Linked DNA regions of Homo sapiens: region 1 is linked to region 2. The links are chromatin loops, found by intact Hi-C in ENCODE. Cell type or tissue: heart right ventricle. All regions are shown on one strand.

Region 1 (4,000 bases), 520 kb after region 2:
ACAAGGTAGGAGGGGAGGCCACAGGGGCAGGTGGTTCCAGATAGTATGTGGTTTAACTTGCCATATCGGAATATAGTACCCTCAAGTCGTCAACAAACTGAGCAGCCAGATGATGGTGAGCAAAGAAAACCCAGGTTTTTTCTGAAAATCACACTAGTTCATTCTTTTTTTTTTTTTTTGGATAACCAAAGTAGTTTTGGTTTTTTTTTTTAATTATTATACTTTAAGTTTTAGGGTACATGTGCACAATGTGCAGGTTCGTTGCATATGTATACATGTGCCATGCTGGTGCGCTGCACCCACTAACTCGTCACCTAGCATTAGGTATATCTCCCAATGCTATCCCTCCTCCCTCCCCCCACCACAGCACAGTCCCCAGAGTGTGATGTTCCCCTTCCTGTGTCCATGTGTTCTCATTGTTCAGTTCCCACCTATGAGTGAGAATATGTGGTGTTTGGTTTTTTGTTCTTGTGATAGTTTACTGAGAATGATGATTTCCAATTTCATCCATGTCCCTACAAAGGACATGAACTCATCATTTTTTATGGCTGCATAGTATTCCATGGTGTATATGTGCCACATTTTCTTAATCCAGTCTATCATTGTTGGACATTTGGGTTGGTTCCAAGTCTTTGCTATTGTGAATAGTGCCTCAATAAACTGCACAGCAAAAGAAACTACCATCAGAGTGAACAGGCAACCCACAAAATGGGAGAAAATTTTCGCAACCTACTCATCTGACAAAGGGCTAATATCCAGAATCTACAATGAACTCAAACAAATTTACAAGAAAAAAACAAACAACCCCATCAAAAGGTGGGCGAAGGACATGAACAGACACTTCTCAAAAGAAGACATTTATGCAGCCAAAAAACACATGAAAAAATGCTCACCATCACTGGCCATCAGAGAAATGCAAATCAAAACCACAATGAGATATCATCTCACACCAGTTAGAATGGCAATCATTAAAAAGTCAGGAAACAACAGGTGCTGGAGAGGATGTGGAGAAATAGGAACACTTTTACACTGTTGGTGGGACTGTAAACTAGTTGAACCATTGTGGAAGTCAGTGTGGCGATTCCTCAGGGATCTAGAACCAGAAATACCATTTGACCCAGCCATCCCATTACTGGGTATATACCCAAAGGACTATAAATCATGCTGCTATAAAGACACATGCACACGTAGTTCATTCTTAAGGCAGAACCATTCCTGTGGTAGTTGCCTCTGCACTACCTTATTTAAAACTGACAATAGCCCATCAAGGTAATTATCACAGGCCTGTTCTCAGGCAAGGAAACTGAGACCTAGAGTCATTACAGAGAATAGCTAAGGCCCCATGACTGCAGGAGGCAGGAGAAGGATTTGACTTTAAGTTCAAGCTCTTGATCATGAAATCAAACCACCTCTGAAGAAGAAAATGAAAAACATTTAAAATTTTATAAAATTCCAATGGCTCAGCAACATCACACTCCCTAGTGATACCTTGACACATAGTAGGTTTACAACAAATGCCGATATTTTTTCCTTCATGTAGAAGGCGAATGGGGAATTACAGGGGCCTTTTTATTTTCTCTCTCATCCATATCTGGGCTTTCTGCCCCTGCTGTTTTAAATTCCATTTGAAATGAAAAAAATACATAACTAAAAACCATCCTCTGCCAAGCCATTTGGATTTAAAACAGATGGGCAGAAACCTGGAAGGAGTCAGGATTCTCCCTAATATATCAAATATTGCAGCCAGCGCCCATCTGAGAGGCTTTGCTGCATTTTGTAAAGAAAACAGGCCATATTTTGAAAACGGATGAGTAAGGTTCACTGTTTTGACTTGTTTCAAGGTCTGGAGGCCAGGGTTGGTTTTGATCTGACAGGTCTGAGTCTTCAACCGTAGGTTATTTCTGTGCAAAGATTCGAAGAGGCAGCACGCTCACCAGGCACAGACCTGAAACCGTGTCCCTTTGAAGACTTCTTCGGTGGGTCTTAAGTGGGATTTGGTGCCCATTGTGGAATCACAGTAATGAACCCAAAACTAATGTTTTTCATTACAACAGCAAATCAGTCAGCCCCTCTGTTTGCTCAGGTGTGCAGCTGTGTGGCCCATGCCCTGATCTCTATACAATAACAAAATAAATATTTTTCGAAGGAAGAAATTAAAGATGAAGGAATGCCACAACTGATGGGGTGGGGGAAGCGAGAGATAGGAGACTCTGGTCTCTTTAAAGTAAGATAATATATTTGCTATATAATCTCTTTACTAATTAGTAAAGAGTCCGTGAAGAAAATAAGAATCTACTAACGAAGTGGCAGGATTCATCCAATCAATTACTAAACACATCCCAACTCCGCAGGGGGCTCCTTGGACTCGAAAAACAGTGCCGGTAGATGGCGCCAGAGGGCAGGTTCCTTGCTTCCCGGGATTTAAAGGATGAGAAAAATCCCAGCCAGCAAATTGGGCTGGGACAAAAGTATGGGTGTCGTCCGCCTTCAGAGGGGACCAAGTATAAACACATTTTTTTTTAACAGAGTGGGGAATCTTATGTGCTGGAAACGTCCTTGCTCCACCAGCCGGAGGCCAGAAAGCGAGCGCCAAACTCTGTTTGCAGGACAGCTCTTATTTCAGCAATGAAGACTAAGGTTCAGCAGGTAGGAGGCCTTGAGAACTAGCACCGAATTTCCAAGAGGCCCACGCTGCGATGGAGCTGCGGAGTGCTTGGCTCAGGGAACTCACTGGATAATGAGACAAGAGACACGTGCGATATTGGAATAAACCCATCCAAACTCATCTACATTAACAGGGGCACCAGCTTACTATGCTGGAGAAGATTTGAAGATCAAGCGTTAGACAGAACTGAGTTGAAATCTTAGATACATGACTTTGGGTAAGTCTCTTTCCTTCACTGGGCAACAGTTTACTTATGCATGGAATAGGTGTCATCGTTGTAAAGGAGGGAAGTGTTGATTTTTGGAAAACGCTTAGCACAGCACTCAATAGTCAGCAACTCTTCCAATCATATCATTAAAACCCATTCATGTGGGAATCAGGATCATGCTGGGTGGGAAAAACAACCTTCTCATTTGTGTTATCCCTGTGCCTATATGTGCTGATTCTCCATGGGCTTATCACAGTATTTTGCATTTTTAAACTTCATGCAGGCCATTAGGTTGGCTACTCCTTTAATGTAAGGGCTACTTTGTAAAGTTCTCTTTGCATCCCCAGCATCTATCACGGTCCCTGGAATGTGATAACATCTGTTAAATACAAAGTTTTTCTTAGGAACAAGTTGTTCCAACCCACCAAGCTGAGTGATTCAGATACAGTATTATGGCCACATCTTTTCCTTCACTGTGCTCAGCAAAGAAAGAAAATACTACAAACTCAGTGATGAAAATGAATTTTGAATTTTTAGCCAAAGACCAAATGGGAGCCAGATGCTGAGCAGCCATCTTCAGGAATGGCCAACTCAACCAGCCAAGGCTCAAAATAAATTCCAAGACGGAATTACAACCTTAGAAGCAATTCTATGATTTTGGTGTCATAGCTGAAGACTTGGACATATGGCATTCTCATCCATGCATGCCAAAAAGAGCGATGGAGATGGAAAGGAGGGAAGGACCTGGACGGAAGCAAATGTCGGGAAGCCAACAAGATCAGGGATGTCAAGCTGGGGCCAATACATAGGAAAGGTGGAGGCCATGGGTTGGCTATCATGAGTCATATAGACTTGGTCACTTAGTAGCCCTTTGATTGGGTAAAGTTACTTGTTTGCTGAGAGGCTTAATCTCTTCATCTATAAAATGGGGTGTATTAGTCAGGATAGGTTAATCTGTGCTGTGGTAACAAACTGAAATCTCAGTGACTTCACAGAACAAAAATTAATTTTTTACCCACCCAAAGTCAAGTCAGTGGGAATCCTCCTACATCCAGTGACTTAGAGATCCCATTTTCTTCTATCTCGTGACACTACTATCTCATCATATGGCTTCCAATGTTACTGTG
Region 2 (4,000 bases):
TGTAGGATTCCTGCAACAATCATCAAATATTACTTACATGGCCTTGAACCTAGGATAGCTTGTCAAGTTAATTCTCTTTTTCACATGCTTGCCCTGATGCTCTTACTCAGAGGCCTACAGACAGTACAATGCCATTAGAGCCAGACAGACTTGGGCCTTCTCCCAGTTCTACAGATTGTTTGATGGATGAGCTGAAGAAAGTTTCTTAATCTCTCTGAACCTTAGATTCTCCTTGGAGAATGATTATATCTTACAAAATACCTTTAAGCATTTGTCACAGTACTCAACAGACAGATAATGTTTGATACCCCTTCATCTTCTAACCAATTCCATTTTCTAGATTGGAAGCCTCTGGAGGGCAAAAACCTGGAATTCTACTTCACAATCTCAGCAACTAGCATTGTGCTCTATAATAGCAGTGATTAATACCTGGTATATAATTATGGTGATGACAGCCCTTACCTGCCTACTGCATCTCTCATTACTAATAAGATTTGTTTTCTCCTATCTTTCTTCCTTTCTTTCTTTCGCCATTTAGATTCCTTTAAGCCTCTCTGAAACTTGACCCTCTGGCAGGAACAGGTGCCATTACATACAGACACTCTCTCTCTTCCAAATTCACCCTGTCATATCAAAGGGAAAACTGAAGTGGTCCACTGTAGACCTGACAGATGATCACAAACAGGAAACCAGCAATCAGAAGTGCCTACTGAGCTCCCTACCCTGACCATCACCTACAGCTACATTTTACAGATACAAAATCATTGTTTGTTCAACTTTCATATCAAAGGATGCTATTAGTTCATTTCCAAAGGTGGGAAAATGTTTCAACTTACTTTATTACTTGTCTGCTACTTACTATTTTCCCTCCGTTTGCCTGCCTGACTTCTTTTAACTCTTCACTCAACAAATATCTACTGACTACTGAGCACTTGCCAAGTGCTAGGCCAGAGCTGGATGCTGTACTACGGGCAGATGAAGTGCTATGGGCATCCAGAGGTGGAAGAAGAGGGTATAGCGAAAGGGGAGAAAAGGCTGCAACAATATTCACTGAGCCCTGTGCTCCCAGGTCATCACATAGACTATGTCATTATTCCTCCTAACCACCCACATGAGTAAATAGGGGCTATTACTGAAGAAACAGAGGCTTACAAAGGTTGAGCAACTTGCCCAAGGTCATCTATCACAAGACACTACAAGTCAGACTGCTGAAGAGGGAGTTTCTGCTGAGAAGCTGAAGTGGGCAGCTCATATTGGATATGAAGGCTTCAAAGGAATCTAAATCCTAATGATCCCTCTAGAGCCAACATGCAGCACCAGTTTTCTCTTCCACATTTGAACTGCTCATCCACTTCCGGCTCCAAGACCTCACTCTCCATCTAAACTAGTCCCACGCCATCCATATCTTTCTCCACTAACGCCACCCAATCACAACCCCACAGCCTCTTAGTCATGAGTCATTTTTTAAAAACTGCAAACCATGTAATGAGCCATGGCAATATGCAACCCTAAACCTCAACACGTGTTTTCCACAACAAGGCCACAGGTGGCAGAAGCGAGCCTAAGGCCGTAGGACACTAAGGCAGGACTCTCTGGCTTGAGCTTTCCAAAAAGGGAGGTGAGAGAAGGTCTACCTGCGGGAAGTCATGCTGAAGGCCTGAGGCTGAGTCAAAGAAGGAGCCCCCTGGAGGCTCTGCAGTTCCTGGACTTCAGGTAGAGGAACTCTGCCATGAACACCTCTGGAATCGTGTCATTTTGGGACAATTAGAGAATATCAGTTTTCAGACTGAGTTCTATGGGAAGGTGCCTGCACAACAAAGGAGAGACGGAATGGACTTCAGGTCTTCCAAAATACCCCTCATGTTCACCAAGTTGCTCTCTGCTCTAAGATACCAGATGAGGGGGCCAGTGGGGACTGAAACCCAGTCCCCAGTCTGCTGGCCAATCCCTTTGCCTGTGAGGCTGCTCTGTCCTACCAGAGAGGGCACTTTTCATAATTTGCACCAAGTACAGAATAGGATAGTGTAGCTTTACCCTTCTCCCTACCATCAACCACAGACACATCAACACATGCACACATACAGCCACACAAATATACCTACAGGCATACACATACAACACAGGCACATACATGTTTGCACAAAGTCACATGTAGACACAAACGCAGAGCACACAGACACAAACACAGGCACAAACCCATACTTACACTACACACACACACAAACACACACAGACACACAAATGCAAATTAAGCCACAATGTAGCACATAGAGATATAGACACAGACGCAAATACAGTCACATAGAGATATAGACACACACTTATACACACATATATGTAAATATACAGTCTCATTCACTTTATACCACACATGTATAAACATACACAATTGTATGTAGACACACATACACATAGGTACTCAGACCGCATAGATACATATGTACACACATACAAATATATGCACATACACAGATATATATATACACACATGCATCTTTAACCAGAACAACTTTACTTTTGTCAGTTTTATATGACAGAGTCTTTAAAAAAAGATTTCATCTGGCTTGTGTTCTACTATTAAAAGAGAAAATGAATTTGCTTGTTTCAAGGATTCATGTTTCTTTCATTAATCAATCAGATACTTGATGACAATATATAGAAATAAAATGACAGTGAGGAGTATGCTCGGACATAATAGTAGCAGGTCTTTCCATGATCTGAACATTATAATTAGTTTTGTTTTAAATTTATATCATGATTTAAAAGTTTATGATTTTTGGCCGGGCGCGGTGGCTCACGCCTGTAATCCCAGCACTTTGGGAGGCCGAGGCGGGTGGATCATGAGGTCAGGAGATCGAGACCATCCTGACTAACAAGGTGAAACCCCGTCTCTACTAAAAATACAAAAAATTAGCCGGGCGCGGTGGTGGGCGCCTGTAGTCCCAGCTACTCGGGAGGCTGAGGCAGGAGAATGGCGTGAACCCGGGAAGCGGAGCTTGCAGTGAGCCGAGATTGCGCCACTGCAGTCCGCAGTCCGGCCTGGGCGACAGAGCGAGACTCCGTCTCAAAAAAAAAAAAAAAAAAAACAAAAAAAAAAAGTTTATGATTTTTAACAGTGCTACATAATGTATGAAGCCAGGACTCCTGTTTTATTGATCACACACTCTGAGATAATTACAAATATTGCTTTCCACCCCATCTCCTTCAGCTCCAAAAAATCCTCTGGAGATTTGGAGAATTAGATGTTAATTAGGGGAAGGATTACATTATTAGGAAGTATACTAGGCAGGACTTTTTGGGTTGCAAGAAATAAAAATATAACTCAAATTTGCTTAAACAAATACATAAACCAAAAAGCTTTGATTTATATAACTGAGCATTTCAAAGGGAAGTGAAATTCAGGAAAGGCTGAATCCGGGGATTCCAATTATGTCTTCAAGGATCATTTTTTCTCCATTTTCCATCTCTTAACTTCTGTGTTGACTTCATACTCAAGTAGGATTATTTGGGTGAAAGCAAAGATGGCAAGCAATTGCTTTACCGTCACAATGTCCTTCTAAATCTTGGTAGGAGGAGGGTGATGATACCTCTACACTCATATTTCTTACAAGAGTGCGGAGCAAGGCTTCAATTGGCCTAGTTTGGATCAAGTGCCCACACTTAACGATGGGTTGGAATGAGATAAGCCTTATCTTAACCAGAAGGACTGAATGGTGAGGGGAGATAATTCCCTAAAAAGTTACTAGGCAAAAAAAAGGAAACATATTTCCTCCTCTCCTACTCCCAACAAACTTAATACTACACTTATGGGCCATCTATAAGTCAGGCTCTATGCTGGGGCTAAGGGCACAAGAAAAAAATATTCACACTCATTCACTATAGGAGCCCACAGACTAGTGATGTAAGCAAATTGTACAAGACAGAAAGAAACAACCAGAAAATAAAAGTTCGATAATATAAACTTTACCAAAGACACTGATAATAAAATAAATAGGTAAGC

What was found. Hi-C counts contacts between places; a loop is a spot of excess contacts. Peaks named below come from ENCODE experiments on the same cell type or tissue, not always from the same donor. Only the 100,000 strongest peaks of a DNase experiment are listed, where the experiment ranks them.
Region 1: a loop joins it to region 2, with 2.9 times the contacts of the local background. A loop is called at or near these places in 80 of 110 quality-filtered maps.

The regions. Positions count from the first base shown.
Region 1 is chr1:58,767,828-58,771,827 of GRCh38, reverse strand. It overlaps LOC105378751 (a long non-coding RNA gene), which reads right to left. Exons shown (of 4, transcript XR_007066137.1): 3 at 3,893-3,995; 4 at 1,120-2,730. Among named protein-coding and RNA genes, the nearest start is that of JUN, 14 kb to the left of the region's middle. In heart right ventricle, CTCF peaks have their summits at 2,175 and 2,378 (motif pointing right); a DNase peak (open chromatin) is centred at 2,407.
Region 2 is chr1:59,287,907-59,291,906 of GRCh38, reverse strand. FGGY-DT (FGGY divergent transcript) reads left to right here. Exons shown (of 2, transcript XR_001738089.2): 2 at 1-2,611. Among named protein-coding and RNA genes, the nearest start is that of FGGY-DT, 6.6 kb to the left of the region's middle. In heart right ventricle, CTCF peaks have their summits at 1,347 and 1,550; a DNase peak (open chromatin) is centred at 1,551.